Regions from separate parts of the Mus musculus genome. Here region 1 is linked to region 2. Evidence: chromatin loops called from intact Hi-C (ENCODE). Cell type or tissue: left cerebral cortex. All regions are shown on one strand.

Region 1 (8,000 bases), 77 kb after region 2:
AAGCATCATTTTGGAATTAACAAGCCTGAGAAGATTATACCATCTCCTGACGACTCCAAGTTTCTACTGAAGACATTTACAAATATCAAATCCAACGTGTCTGCTCCCAACAAAAAGAAAGTAAGACTTTGATTGACGTGGGCTTTGAATCCATCATCGATTAGCCATAAGTTGAGGGTAAATAAATCCATCTGGAAGCTTTTTTTTTTTTCTTTTTCTTTTTTGTATATCAGAAGACAGTCCTGTGTTTGGGGATTGTCCTAACTTGAAGGCTTGCTTTACCTATTAATTTATCGTTTGACTCCTGACTTACAGATTGACTTCTTACAGGTTAAAGAAAGTAAAGAAAAGGAGAAACTGGAGCGGCGTTTGCTTGAGGAGTTGCTGAAGATGTTCATGGACTCAGAGTCCTTCTATTATAGCTTGACCTATGACCTGACCAACTCGGTGCAGAGACAGAGCACTGGGGAGAGGGATGGCCGTCCCCTGTGGCAGAAGGTATACCCACAAGGCGGAGCGGTGATGGCTCCTGACCAGTGCCTGTTTGCCTTTTGTAGGAAATTAAAGTGTCCCTGAGCTGATCTTTTTCTCTGCCTTTCTAGGTTGATGACCGATTTTTCTGGAATAAGTACATGATCCAAGCTCTCACTGAGATTGGTGTGAGTAGACGCTTCTAAAACACTGTTGTTGCCATTGTTATGCAGAGGTCGCTTGATTTGGGTGAATTCTGAGATTTTGTTAGGAGCTTCTCCTGCAGAGGAGACTCATTTAACTAAGGAGATGAAGGCGGTGCCTTCAGGTGGTTTATAGCCCATGGCCAGTCTCCTCAGCACTCTGTTCAATGAATGTGATGTCATACACCTGTAAGAGATGTGTCACATGTCACAAGCGTCAGGTCCTCTGGGCTCTGTAAATATGTTCAACTCCATCCACCTTCAGAAAAAAACAGAAGTGGGGGCAGTAGTAAGCAGATCTCAGTGCTGTACGTAGTGAGTAGTAGGACCCAGTGATGCCCATAGAGTGCCTGAAAAGGGACTCCATTGGGAATGCAGGAGCCTAGCTTTCTGTAGTGATACCATTTTGGTTTCTCTGCTGGGGTTTGGCCAGTATTACAGTGGTTACAAACTGCAGGGTGTGGTGGTGTGATGGCATGACTGCATGGAGTTCTCTCTGGTTTTGTTTTTACATTGTATTTATTAGTGTGTGCACGCACACGTGCATGTGGTGAGGTCAGAGGACAACATTTGGAGTTGGGTCTCCTCCCCATGGCCTGCAGGGATTGAAGTCAGGTTGTCAGATTCCTCGGCAGCTGCGTTTGCCCTCTGAGCCATCTTGCCTGCCTCGTTCTGGAAGGGTGGTTACTTTCTGCTTTCCACTTCTGTCAGAAGTACTTGAGTACAGTGACTTCTTGTCACTGAGATAATGGTGTCTGAGATGGGCGGGTTGAGCAGAGAAGAGTTTTATTATGGCTGGTGATTTCAACACATCATCGTGGGTGGGGGGGGGGGGAAGCGTTTTGCCGTGGTGGGCCAGGCAGTAGGGAGACAGAGATACGGATGTTCACTTCCCCCTTTATGCTGTCTGGGCCTCAGACGATGGATGATACCACCTGGGTACGTCTTTTCTTTACAGTTAGTTCTAGAAACAGACACAAAGATGCACCCAGAGGTCTGACTCTTATTCTAGGTGATTCTGAGTCCAGTCAAGTTGACTGAAGATTAGCCATCAGGTCCTATTACGCATGTTGGAGAATTATGGCTGAGGGCTCTGTTTGCTGTGTGCTTTAGACACTGAACACGAGACAAAAATAACGGAATGGGGTCATCTGTTAGCTTCCTTAGCCTTTCAGCTATTTTTCTTTCCCCATTTCTCCTTTACTGATGGTTCATAGCAGTTACTGAAATCTTAACTAGTGCATTTTCAGCCAGACACCTACTGTGAGGTTGAGGCATAGGGCGTTCTTAGCTTTCTGATACTGATCATGCAGTAAGTGACCCTCAAACTCAGTGACAGGAGACAAGTAAGGGCGTTGATAATGAGTATTTGTTTTTATGATGACAATGTGGAATTCCAGTGTTTGGTGAGCTTTGTCAGACACTTTCACATTACTGTGAAAAGCTAAAGTATAAGTAGTGAGAATAGTAGTAAAATGAAGACTGTAGGCTAAGCCTTTACCTCATTGTTGCCATCGCCATCCTTCTGAAGGTCTGAGTTACAGAGAAAACACCAAGTGAAACTAAGCCCGGAAATGAGTAGGACCAACAGTGCAGAGAACAGAGGACAGAGTGGGACCCATAGTGCACAGCACAGAGGACTGGGTGGGACCCATAGTGCACAGCACAGAGGACTAGGTGGGACCCACAGTGCACAGCACAGAGGACAGGTGGATTTGGAACTGATGTTGAAGAGGGGTGTGATAGCACACGTCTATAATCCCACACTCCAGAAATTGAGACAGGACAATCTGGACCACACAAGAAGACCCTGTCTCAGAGCAAAGTGTGTGCGTGTGTCTGTGGATGTCAGAAAGCGACTTCAGATGTCGTTTCTCAGGTGCCTGGTTTATGTAGAGACAAGTTCTCTCACTGGCTTGGAGCTCACCAAGTAGGCTAGGCTAGGCAAGCAATGAGCCCCAGGGATCCACCTCCCTCCACCTCCCCAGCACTAGGTCACAAAGCGCATGTCCCATGCCTGGCTTGACGTTAACACAGAAGTGCTTTAGACGGAGCCTCTCCTCAGTCTTACTCTGCTGCTTTTGCAACAGGACCTGATCTAGTCCAGTCCATTTTCAAACTTAATACGTAGCTAAAGATGACACTGAACTTCCTACCATGTTTCCTCCTCCAAGTGCCTGCTTTAAATTCTTAATGTGTTTCGTTTAGAAGAACAGAAGACTCTCTGAATAGGGCTCTCCTAATTAGTTAGATGACATTTTAAAATGAGACATTTATGGAAATCCTCTCTGCTGTTCATTTACTATTTGAATTTTAGGCTGGTGAAGAAAGTGTTTCTCTAAAGCAGGTTGTGAAGTGGAGCTGAGCTGAGGCAGAGCTCAGCTGCAGAATGCTTCCATGGCATCCCTACAAATGACAGCAACAGAACTGGGCATGCTAGTGTGTGCCCGCCGCCCAGTATGTGGGGGTGGAGGTAGCATGTACCTGCCAGCCGGTACCTGGGGGCTGAGGCAAGGCCCCTACCTAACATTCCAAGCCTGTCTGAGCTGCAGAGTGAAGCTCTGCCCAAAGAAAAAGGGGGCTGGAGAGATGGTTCAGCAGGTACAAGCATCCGGTGCTCTTGGAGAGGGTCTAGGTTTGGTTCTCAGCACCATCCCCAGTAACCCCAGTTTCTGGGGATCTGACGCCCTCTTCTGGCCTTCGCAGCACCATATGCATGGTGCAGACACAGACAGGCGGGCACAGCTACATAATAAGTGGGTTTCTTTATTATTTTTGAGTAGTGAACTGTTTTGTAATGGATGGATCGGGACAGATTGCATTTTGTTATGGGCTAATGCAAGTGAACTTTGGAACTCAGCTTTAAAGCTTTGCCTTCCTATATCTAAAGGAACAGCTATCAGAGCTCCGTGGTTAACTACTTGTTGGCAGGCAGTGCACTTTACTTTACACATGCTTATATACAGCCTTAGGAGGCCCCAGTAGTCCCATTCCACAGAGGACATCGAGACATAGGTAAGCGAGCACTCTGTCAGGTGGTGGAGTTTGAGTTTGTGTGGAACAGCTTGGTGCTCGGGCATGTTCCCTGTCAGGAGAAAGTCATTGTAAAGGAAAGGGAAGGCCTCGTCCTCCCCTGCCGTCCTGTGAGTAGAACATGAGGTTGAGAAAGGGCCTGTGCTTGTGGCAGGCTGACTGGAGGCTCTGCTCAGTCATTTGGATTTAAGTAAGTAGCAGTGCTGTGCAGAATATAAACAACGATGTTTGTTCCCATCCTAGACTCCGGATGTGGACTTCTGGATCATCCCCATTATCCAGGGTTTTGTGCAGATTGAAGAACTTGTGGTTAATTACAATGAGTCCTCGGATGATGACAAGAGCAGCCCAGAGACGCCCCCTCAGGACTCCACTTGTGTAGATGACATTCACCCACGATTTCTAGTGGCTCTTATATCTCGAAGAAGTAGGCACAGAGCAGGTAAGTAAGAGCATGCAAATGAAATGCAGGCAGGAGTGGAGGAGCTGCAGATGTGTGGAAATGCAAATGACAATCATGGCCTTGAAAGCACTGTTAGCTCGGAACTCCAAAGGCTGGGATACAATTAGAGACGGATTTCTGCAGTGGAGGAACAGGGCAGACTTAGCAAGTCAAACAGAGCAGGCTGCATGCACATAGACGATAAGGAAGTCACTTGGGATGTGTCTGAGGACAGTGTTCCAACTAAAAGCCTGTGTCACAGTGATAAATCCTTTCAGAGTGCTAACTAGCCCCTTTGGGAAAACCGTTACCTTTCATTCAAAGGATTCAACTTAGCAGTGCTGGGTACAGCCGTGGTCTTGGTATGTTGTTGTTGTTGTTGTTTACCTCTCGGTGTGTGGGCTTCCCAGGTTTTCCTGTAGATAGGTAATTAAGAAGCACAATCTAATCAGACAGATTTGTTGAGAGTTTTGCTATGTAGCCCAGGCTGGCCTCGAACTTTCTATTCTCTTGCCGCAGCCTGCAGAACATTGAAATATTAAGTGTGTGTTCCAGTACCAAGCCACGCTGAATGTTTTTTTAATAACTGTCACTGCATTCTGTTTAATTTTCTTTCAGGAATGCGGTATAAACGAAGAGGAGTGGATAAAAATGGAAATGTTGCGAATTATGTGGAGACTGAGCAGTTAATCCATGTTCATCATCATACCCTGTCATTTATCCAAACTCGAGGCTCTGTGCCGGTCTTTTGGAGCCAGGTTGGGTATCGCTATAATCCAAGACCTCGGCTAGACAAAAGTAAGCACGCCAGCTATTTGGTTTACAAGTGAAGATTTCGATGAGAATTTTTAAAAAATCAGGTGCCAGGGCTGGTGAGATGGCTCAGAGGGTAAGAGCACTGACTGCTCTTCCAAAGGTCATGAGTTCAAATCCCAGCACCACATGGTGACTCACAACCATCCATAACGAGATCTGATGCCCTTTTCTGGAGTGTCTGAAGTCAGCTACAGTGTACTTACACGTAATAAATAAATAAATCTTAAAAAAAGATCAGGTGCCAGATAGGTATGAATTTGTCTCATTTAAAACAATAACTCTCAGGGCTGGGATATGACTTTGAGGTATGGTTTCCTGACCAGCCTGCTAGAAGCCCTGTTCAATCCCTGTACTAAAAACTACACAACAAAAGCCATGCCTCCCACTGTGAGGAAGTAGCCTCAGGACCCGGTCCTTTCCTGGATGTTGCAGTTTCTCAGCAGGCTGATAAAGCGCCTCACTTCACAGAGTCTGAACTGCTTGCTTTGAAGTTTATCTTCTAGAACATTTAACCCTGGGAAAGAATGACTGTAGCCAGTGTCTGTAGAAGCAGAGAGTGTATTAACTAGACACTAGTGCACAGGAAATCAGTGAGAGATAGGGTTTTTTTTTTTTAAACATTTAAGAGTTATTTTCTTAGACTATTTTAACTTTAGTATCAAACCATCATTTTAATTTTTTTATTATAATTCACATAAAACCTTTACTGAAAGGTAGGGTATGTGTGGGTGTATGCGCATGTATGCATGTGTGTGTGCCTGTGTGTGCATTTATAATTTCATAGTTGGTACTTTCAGATATATTTTAGCTCATTCTAGTTGGAAAAAAGAAATCTTAATTTAAAATGATGGTTAGACAATCTTACATTTAAACTGTTAATGAATTATTAAAAAGTAAGAATGGGCCCTGCAGTAGTAGTGCATGCCCTTGATCTAGCACTCAGGAGGCAGAGGCCAGCGGATCTCTGGTCTACAGGGTGAGCCCTGGGGCAGCCAGTGCAATACAGAGAAACCCTGTCTTGAAAAATAAATAAGAAAGTAAGAATAAAGATGGGGTAGGTGGGGCTGGAGAGGTGGCTCAGTGATTAAGAACACTGACTGCTCTTTCAGAGGACTCAGTTCAATTCCCAGCAACCACATGGTGGCTCACAACCATCTGTAATGGGATCTGATGCCCTCTTCTGGTGTGTGTGAAGACAGCTACAATGTACTCACATATATGAAATAAATAAATCTTAAAAAAAAAAAAAGATGATAGCGTAGGCACGCGTCTGTCTCAGCACTGGAAGGAGAAATGGATTTTGTATTGCTTCTTTGCAGGTGAGAAGGAAACGGTTGACTGTTTCTGTGCCCATTTTGAAGAACAACTGAAAATTTACAAAAAACAGGTGGGCTTTAGTATGTAGTAAGAACAATTTCCTTACATGTGGAATTCCATGAATAAAAACCATGTACTGTTCATAATTAAACAGCCACTTTTAGCGTGAAGATTAAACATGAGTAAGCTAAGAATACTCTCGAATCAGCTGCTTTAGCTGTTTGGAGAAAATGAAGTAGATGCTGGCAGTTGTCACAGACTAGGATAGGCCTCTCAGGACCTTGTGTGCTCACACGTGGAGTACAGTTAAATAAGGCAGAGTGGACTGAAACCCTCTTGGTGGAAAACAAGGCCAATAATTTTGATATGAGAGTAATATATGAAAGTAATGTTCTTGTCTCTTAGGAATGACCAATCTGACTGTATAATGACATGGGAGTCATTTTTTTCCTGGCCAGCCTGGTCTACATAGAGAGTTCCAGTCCAGCTAGCCAGGCAATATGGTGAGACCCTGTCTTAAAGTAAAGGAGAGGAGAAAGATGCTGAGTTCCTGCTTCAGGAATGGACAGACTCAGTGCTGCATGTCTTCCGTTCTTCCCAGACTAGTGTCTAGTTCATGTAGCTTCAGCCAGAGACTCATAGGCAACAGGAAGAAAAAAAAGTAGGAAAGAAAAACAATCATTATTTAATAATCATATTCAAAATTTAGATAGTTTTATAATAGATAAAAGCAGGTATTTGCTTTTAAAAATGGAAACTCATATATTGCTAGCAATAACACAAGTTGGTAAGGCACTTTGAATGTAATTATCAATTAAAATAAAACATGATAATACTTAACTATACTTTTCTTTTTGATACCCACTACACACACACACACACACACACACACACACACACACGCGTGTGTGTGTGTGTATAATTCTGAGAAAGACTCTTGATCTGAATGTAAAAGGTTAAACATTAAAGATTTCAGAAGACAGCATAGTGTTTCAAACTGAGTCATGAGCAGGATTTATAAAAGCAGTTTCCTTATCTTTCTTTGTTTCAAATGTATGATTGTCTATCACATTTTATTAGTCACTTGATAAAGAATAATGCCCAACCAGGAAATAGTTATTTTTGGGCTGGAGGGATGTCTCAGCGATTAAGAGTATGTACGGCTCTGCAGAGGATCTGGGTTTGGTCCCAGCACCCACTCACACAAAGAGAAGAGAAGAGAAGAGAAGAGAAGAGAAGAGAAGAGAAGAGAAGAGAAGAGAAGAGAAGAGAAGAGAAGAGAAGAGAAGAGGTGACATGACATGTGTCTTCAGTCCCAGCACTCTGAGCCAGGGGCAGGAGGATCTCTGTGAGTTCGAGGCCCTGAATGTGTAATCTCAGGGCTCTTAAGGAGAGCTTGGACGTGGAGAAAGGAGAATCCTAGAGCTCTGTAGGCCAGCTTGCTGTAACCAATACAGACACTGCCCCAAACAGGATGGAAGACAAAGGCCTACATCTAAGGTTGACCTCTGACCTCTGCACATGTGCTATGCTGTGTATTCACCACACAAAGATACATACATGTACAAAACAACAACGCTAACCATAATGGAAAGGGACTAACTTGATTTTTACTTTACGATTTTTTACTATTTGTTATTTCTGGTTATGCACAATTGAAACGCATGCATAAAATAAATACTTTTTAAAAAGGCATTATGAAGAGAATGAAAGGTAAT
Region 2 (8,000 bases):
AGTCAGTTCTTGCCTTCTCCAGCTCTGCTGATGGTCAGTTTCCCTTGTTTTGTGGCCATACCATGTCTGTTTTCAGGCCCACATCTTCTGTCTGTACAAACTTTCTCTCTGTGTTAAGTGTCCTTCTGCTTTTCTTATATGGATGCATGTGGCTCGATGTAATATCACCTGGACGATACAGGATACGATATTTGTATATTTTCTAGAGTCACAGAACTTATGGGTACTCTATATAGTAAGGAAATTTTTATGATGGCTTACATATAGTCTGTAGTCCAGCTCCCCAGTAATGGTCAGCTGTGAATGGGAAGTCCAAGAATCTAGTAGTTGCTTAGACCCACAAGGCAAGCAGGCAAAGAAGAGTGAATCTTCCTTCTTCCAATGTCTATGTAGGTCTCCAGCAGAAGGTGTGGCCCAGATTAAAGGTGTGTACCACCAAACCTGGATCTGGGACTTGTTTTGTCCCAGGCTGGCCTTGAACTCAGATCTCCTTGCCTTAGTCTCCTGGGATTCATAGCCACCATGCCTCAAGATCTCCATGCCAAGAACCAGGTCAGAAACTTGTATCTCCAAGCCTCAAGATCTGGATCACAGGTGAGCCTTCCAATTCTAGATGGTAGTTCATTCCAGATATAGTTAAGTTGACAACCAGGAATAGCCATTACAATATCTAATCACATCTACAAAGACTCTTTTCTACTATGGTAACTATCCCAGTTTCATTTTTGCTGCCATGATAAAATGCCCGAGGAAAATCAAATGAGGGGAGAATGGAATTATTTTGATAATAATTCCAGATTACAACTCATCATTACAGAAAAGTCAAGGCAGGAACTCGAAGCAGCTAGTCACATGGTGATGAGACAAGACAGTACAGGGGTTCCTCCATCTTGTATTCTTGCTGAGGCCAGCTCCAGGTTTAACTAGAATTTGGTCTCCTTGAGGGAGAATTCCAATTCTAGGAACCAAAGGTCAGGATGTCCTAGATAACTTTTCTTAGCCTTTGTTAAAACTGCTTTGTTTGTGCAGAACCTCCTCCAGCTAACCATTCATCTTAGCTGCCTGTTTATACAGATTCTTAGCTCCCCGCAACTGCTTATCTTAACTTCAGTTAAAACCTCCTGCTTCAAACTACTTACTCTGTGAACACACACACCCCCAACTCCACCCCCACCCCCGAAGCTGCTGAGCAAAATGCCTGGGCATGAGCTCTGCCTTTACTGGATGCTCACAGCCACAATGTGGTCCCTGCCAGATTTTCTATTGCTAAAAGCTGTGTCTGAGTGGTCAGCCGTGGTGGGCTGGCTCCCTGTAACAGAATCATATTCACAGGCAAGAGCAGAGAAAAATGAATGCATGCATGTTTAGTGCTCAGCCAGCTTTCTCTACTCTGAGGCAGTCAAACTGCCTCAAACTAGGGAATGGTGTCGCTCACTTCCAGGCTGGATCATCCCACATCGACTAATAAGGCAATTCTCTCCAGATATGCCCACAGGCCAGCCTGATCCAGACAACTCCTTATTAGGACTTTTTTCTCTGGTGACTCTAAATTGTGATGAGTTGATAGGCATCACAGCCACCTGGAGTCTTCATATCCTTGAGGATGATAAAGGTTCACTTGACTACAGAGGTTTTCATGATACCTCTACTGAAAGATTAGATAAGCAACTTAAAACACTCAGTAATGGGACTTGGCACAGTACCTTCGTCTAATGGTTCTTTTGCTCATATGTTGATAGAGCGGTATTGGAGACTGGTCTCAGTTTAGGTTTTTGGGACATACTGAATGGGAACAACGGATCACCTGGGTTCTACTTGCTACCCTTCTTTAATTCCCCTCTCAACGTTTCCCAATCCCTACCTTAGAAAAGCCACCCTTTCCCATAGGTTGAGACCAGATCTTTATTTCCCCAAATATCCTGCAATCTTTATGTTATTATTTAAAATTGTTTGTGTGTGTGTGTGTGTGTGTGTGTGTGTTAGTGTGTATATGGGTGAGCATGGAGAGTTCGGAGGACAAGTTTGCAGACATGGTTCTTGTTTTCCACCTTTGTGTGAGCCCCAGGGGAGTGAACTGGAGTCTCCAGGTTTGCAAGGCAAGCGCTTCACCTGCTGAGCCAACTTGCCAGCTCTCCTATCATTTTTAACTGCTTATCATGCTTCTCTACCATTTAACTCTGCCCCAGGGATGGGCAGAGTGACGTTGGACTCCCACTGTTGGAGAAGGACAATGGTACCATGCTGCTTCCAAGCAGGGCTTTGTCCTGGCACAGCTGTGGCTCCCAAAGCACCCAAGGACAAGCTCACCTTGTTACTGAGTATTCTATTTCTTCCTAAGGCAACCTAGTCTAACATCACATATGAAAACACTTTCTTCCTACTGATGCTCTTTAATCCACCCATGGGGAATCTATAACCCTAGATTTATTGAATCAAAAGATCTTCATAGCTCTATTTTCACTATCAGGGCTCCACACGAACCGGAAATAGCTCTGTCTGAGTCACTGGGATGAGGGCTGCCATCCTGGAACACTGTTTCCAATCTCTAAATTTATCTTCTAATAGAACTCTGTGTGTGTGTGTGTGTGTGTGTGTGTGTGTGTGTGTGTATGTGTATGTATACACCCAGCTATATAATTATTAGTGCATTAAAGAACTGCAGGGCAAGTCTAAACTCACAGAACGGGGAGGGATAGAGGACAATGATTAAAGACAACGAGCAGGCACAAAGCCTTCGAGGGGATAAAAGAACAGAAAATTCTCTCACGCACATGCTGGGACTAGGTGTCTGGTACTCAACTCTTTTAAATGGGAAGGGAGTTTAGAAATAATACAAAATAATAACCACAGAATCAGAATTTTTGGATGAAATGGAGATATCTCAAACCTTAAGCTTTGGTATCCACAGGGCATATATACTCTGGGAGTCAAGACTCTGACGATACTCCTGACAGATGCATGTCAAAGTCCACTCTTCTTATTTCCCAATGATGCATTTTGAACTGACACATTTGAGTCATATATACACATCTATGTGCCTATGTGCATATATATACCCATTAATCACAAGGATGGGGGGCTGGTGAGATGGCTCAGTGGGTAAGAGCACCCGACTGCTCTTCCGAAGGTCAGGAGTTCAAATCCCAGCAACCACATGGTGGCTCACAACCATCCGTAACGAGATCTGGCGCCCTCTTCTGGAGTGTCTGAAGACAGCTTCAGTGTACTTACATATAATAAATAAATCTTAAAAAAAAAAAAAAAAAATCACAAGGATGGATGCTAGGTGGAATACAGTAGGCAGTGAATTGTGTCTAATGAGGCAGAATAGAGGGCCCTAGATAATATGACTCCTACTTGACATTCCAGTTTACTATAATCACCAAAATTTTAATTAATCAGTCTAGTAAGACCTTCAACATAGACAGGCTTTTCCTGGGGTATTTCTGTTCATAGTTAAAAATGTTAGGGATCTCTCAGAGGATGAGTCTCAAAGGAGAAATGTTATACATTATATATATTGAAGACAAGATCTAACTATGTAGGCCTGCCTGGTCTGGAGCTCTGAACAGACCAGGCTGACCTGGGGATTTACAGAGATCGACTTCCTCCTCTGCCCATTTCTATTTGTGTGTATGTATGTGTGTGTGCACGTGTGCCACCTGAGTGCAGGTGCCCTCTGAGGCCAGCAGAGGAGGTCAGATGCTCTGGAACTAGAGTTACAGGTGATTATGCGCTGCCTGACTTCAGCGCTAGGAGTCAAATTCAGGTCCTCTGAAAGAGCAGTGTTACCCTCTTAGCCTCTGAGCCATCTCTCCAGTCCTGCAAAAAGTCGATTTTAAGAAACTATAGGATGGCTCAGTGGTTAAAAACACTGGGTGCTCTTCCAGAGGACCCAGGTTCAATTACCAGCATCCATATGGCAGCTTGCAACTGTCTATAACTCCAGTTCCAGGGCTCTGACACCCCATGCAAGAAAAACACCAACGAACATAAACAAACAAACAAACAAACAATAAGAACAAAACAAACACAATGCTGGTGATGGCAGATGCCTTTAATGCCAGCACTCTGGAGGCAGATGCATGTGGGTCTGCAATTTCCTTCTACAGAGTGAGTTCTAGGTCAGCCAGAGCTACACAGAGAAACTCTTGTCTCGAATTCCCCCGAGCCCCCAACAAAAAGAAAACCATAAGATTAAATTTTTCTCCTTGAAAAATATGTTTATTGAGGACCCAGCATATTGCTGTGTTGGTAGAGTTCTTGTCTACCAAGCTCCCACACTTGAAGACGGGGGTTCAGGTATGCGGTGCACATCTATAATCCCAGCAACAGGAGGCATAAGCAGGAGGATCAGAAATATGAGGGCATCTTCAAGTTGGAGGCCAGCCTGAGCTACATCAGACCCTTGTCTTGGTTTAGAAAGAAAGAAAGAACTGTCAGCAGCCATAGAATTACATTTTAGTAACATTACAGTTTAGGTAGTTTTTCAAAGAATTTATTTCATTTATTCCCAATAAGGACCGTGCGTGTGTGTGTGTGTGTGTGTGTGTGTGTGTGTGTGTGTGTGTGTGTGCACTATAATTTATCCCCAATTTCTATAGGAGAAACTGACCTTGGAAAGACTGAACATTTGTCTGGGTGCATCTGGCTGGTTAACAGGAGAGAGAGAGAGAGAGAGAGAGAGAGAGAGAGAGAGAGAGGAGAGAGATGGGCTAGGACTCAGGTGGCAGCACTGACAGAGAGAACCAGAGTTGATAAGCACAGCTGCTTATCCAGGAGGCTGAGGAGGGCTGGGGGAGGATGGAGAGGAGGACTCAGCTAGCTGATGGGTTTACCTCAGCTGCCCCTCTCCCTTCCTCCCCCCACATCCAGCTCCAGGCCTCCACTCCTCCCCTGCAGGACGGAAAGTAATTTGCTCCAAAGAGAAAGGCTCAGCGGTAAACAAGGGTGGGTGAAGCTCTGGGGGATTGATTCTGAGCAGCAGCGTGTCCACCTCTGCAGACAGCTCCCAGCTCCTGCAAAGAAAAATAAACAAAACATCAAAAGACAGAAGAGAGCCAACAAAACCCCTGAAGTAGCTGTTCCTCTGTGAACTAAGCCCGAGCTCCAGTCAGAAAATCACAGGGGAGGGAAAGTCCAGACACTGGTCTGCAGTTGTTAATATAAACTCCCCAAATTGAATAGTTTACGGTTCACATTTTGTTAATACCTTTCTTGAGACCTCACCGATCCTTCCCTAGACATGTCTGGGCTGAAGACAAGAGTGGCTCGGTTAAGGGCCAAGCACCCCGCCCGGCCTTTCCCTCTCCCTGCAGAAAGAACTGATTTCCCACCCACTAAAGAGGTCAGGCCCTACCAGAAGAAGTAGCCCTCAGTGGCTTGGTTAGATTTTACAAGACAGCAGGAAAAGAAGCTAGAAGAGAAACCTTAGTGCCCCCCACTCCCCTGCAAGAAGAGGCCCATGTAAGTATTGTGTTACAAAAAGACAATGCTTAACAAGGGGGGAAAAATGAAATAAAAATTGAAAAATCATACACAGGACTTTATAGGATTGAAGAATTTTAAATTATATTCATTTTTAAAGAATTATTTTTAATTATGTATAATGGGCTCTGTGGAGGTAGATGCAGGCGGATCTCTATGGATTAGGTCGGCCTGCTCTACATAGTGAGTTCCAGGCCAGCCAAGACTACATAGTGAGAGCTTGTCTCAGAAAAAAAAAAAAATGAAAGAAAGAAAGGCCATGTTTTTCTATTCAGCTGCTCCCTGGTTTCCTCTCATAGTTAAAAATACCATCTTGGAAATTTGGCAAGTCACAGTTTGTTCTTGCCCTTCCCCCTCAGCACCCCACCCCCAAGTCTTTGATCATGGTCAGAGCCAAGCGAACACCCCCACACCAGCACGGAGTTATCCCACCCCAACTGCTTCAGCGCCCTCCTGCCCGAGCGCCCGCCCGCCGAGCGCCCAGCGCCCGCCCTCCCGTCAGACTCAATGAAGGATTGCTGTCAAATCACTGGGAAAAGAACGGAATAGAAATCGGAAAGCCGGGGCCTCGTAGCTCTTTGCTTCTAAGTGGTACTCTCACAAGATGTCCACGCACTATATATACAATGCTATTATTTTCTTAAAGCAGAAGAGACAACAGGTTCAAAATCAATCCGCCCAGCCGCTTTTCCAAGGATATGCAGACCCTCCTACCCAGAGTCATTCCTCCCCTGCTGCTTACTGAGGCACTGCAAAGTATTGTTGAAAAACAAAAACAAAAAAAAAAAAAACCAACCTCAACCACAACGATCCAGCAGAAGGCATTTGGACAGTTGTTATTGACTTGTGACGGTACAGGCCCTGACAGGCCATCAGTTATGTGAGAATTACAGTCAGTGGAGACATTAAAAACCGTGCAACTGCTGGAGCTGAGAAACCGGGGAACTCTGCTCCATCTATTCCATTTAAAAGCCAGGCGTACAGCTTAGAAGGGGCTGTAGCTCTCAAGCAGGATGAGGAATGAATACAAAGAGCTTGTCCTGGAATTTCTTGTCTGCAGAGGCAAAAGGTTCTAGAGCCTTAGGTGATAAACGTCTTTGTGTGTGTTGGGGGAATGGTATACACAAATGGACTTAACTAGGGAAGCTGTGTTTATTTAATCTTTGTTTTGTTTGGGGTTTTTGTTATTGTTTTTCAAGATAATAGGGTTTCTCTGTAGCCCCTGGCTATTCTGGAACTTCCTCTGAAGACTAGGCTGGCCTTGAATTCTATGATCCATCTGCCTCTGCCTTCCAAGTGCTGGGATTAAAAGCATTAATTAATTAAAAAAATTTAAAAAGCATTAATTAATTAAAAGCACCACTGCCTGGCTTACAAAAAAAAAAAAAGTTTGAACCCATAGCCTTGTATTTGCTAGGCAAAGTGCTCTACCACTGAGCTAAATTCCTAACCCCCAGTACAGCCAATATTATAGGTCCTTAAAATGGGGGCAGAGGCACTAGCTGATTTTCCTGGGTTTGATTCCTAGCACCACATGGTGACTGGACTGGCTAGTTTTATGCCAACTTGGCACAAGCTAGAGACATTAGAGGGGACAGAACGTCAGTTTAGAAAACTCCCTTTATAAGCTTGGGGTGTTGGCAAATTTGTAGGGTATTTTCTTAACTACTGACTCATGTGAGAGGGCCCAGTCCACTGTAGATGGGGCCACCCTTGGGCAGATAGTTCTGGGTAGTTCTGTTTGTTTGTTTGTTTTATTTTGCTTTTCCTGACAAGCTTTCTTTGGGTGTCCTGGAACTCACTATGTAGACCTGGCTGGCCTCAAACTCAGAGATCCACCTGCTTCTGCCTCCGGAGTGCTGGGATTAAAGGCAGGTACTACAACACCTGGCTTAGTCCTGGGTTCTACAAGAAAGCAAGCTGAGCAAGCCATGAGGAGCAAGCCAGTAAGCCACCCCTCTCAATGGCCTCTGCATCATGAGGTTCCTGCCTCCAGGTCCTGTTTGAGTTCCTGTCCTGACTGCTTTCAATGATGAACAGTGATGCTGAAGCATAAGCCAAATAAACCCTTTCCTCTCAAAGTTGCTCGTGGTCATGGTGGTTCCTCACAACAACAGTAACCCTAACTAAAAAGACAGCGCTTACAAACATTTGTAACTTCAGTTCTATGAGATCTGACCTCCTCTTCTGGCTTCAAGGGTTCCAGGGATACATATGGTTCATAGACATACATGAAGACAAAACACCTATATATTTAAAATAAAATTATAACAGGGCTCCAGACCTTAGGAGACCTCTAGACCTTAGCATAACTGAAGCCATGATGCAGGTACCATTCAGGCTGTAAAACTCAGCACACAGACAGCCCCACCAGCCAAATGAGAACAAACACCTAATCCATCAAAGCCCTGGGAAGCCATCAAAGTTCTGGGAAAGTCTCTAAATGTACTAACCTTGCTGTTTCGCTTTGGTAGTTCCCATTCTGGCTAACTGTTCTTGTTAAATGAAGTATG

The links. A loop is a pair of places that touch in the nucleus more often than their neighbours do. Peaks named below come from ENCODE experiments on the same cell type or tissue, not always from the same donor. Only the 100,000 strongest peaks of a DNase experiment are listed, where the experiment ranks them.
Region 1: it touches region 2 in a loop (4-fold over the local background); 6 of 42 quality-filtered maps call a loop at or near these places.

Annotation. Positions count from the first base shown.
Region 1 is chr7:128,663,647-128,671,646 of GRCm38, forward strand. Inpp5f (inositol polyphosphate-5-phosphatase F) reads left to right here. Exons shown (of 20, transcript NM_178641.5): 4 at 1-120; 5 at 331-498; 6 at 603-659; 7 at 3,951-4,149; 8 at 4,768-4,947; 9 at 6,285-6,352. Among named protein-coding and RNA genes, the nearest start is that of Inpp5f, 56 kb to the left of the region's middle. In left cerebral cortex, CTCF peaks have their summits at 3,365 (motif pointing left) and 6,142 (motif pointing left); DNase peaks (open chromatin) are centred at 2,837, 2,993 and 4,094; H3K27ac peaks cover 196 bases.
Region 2 is chr7:128,586,642-128,594,641 of GRCm38, forward strand. No RefSeq gene overlaps it. Among named protein-coding and RNA genes, the nearest start is that of Inpp5f, 21 kb to the right of the region's middle. In left cerebral cortex, CTCF peaks have their summits at 3,110, 3,311 and 4,929; DNase peaks (open chromatin) are centred at 1,249, 2,480, 4,903, 5,870 and 1 more place; H3K27ac peaks cover 2,451 bases.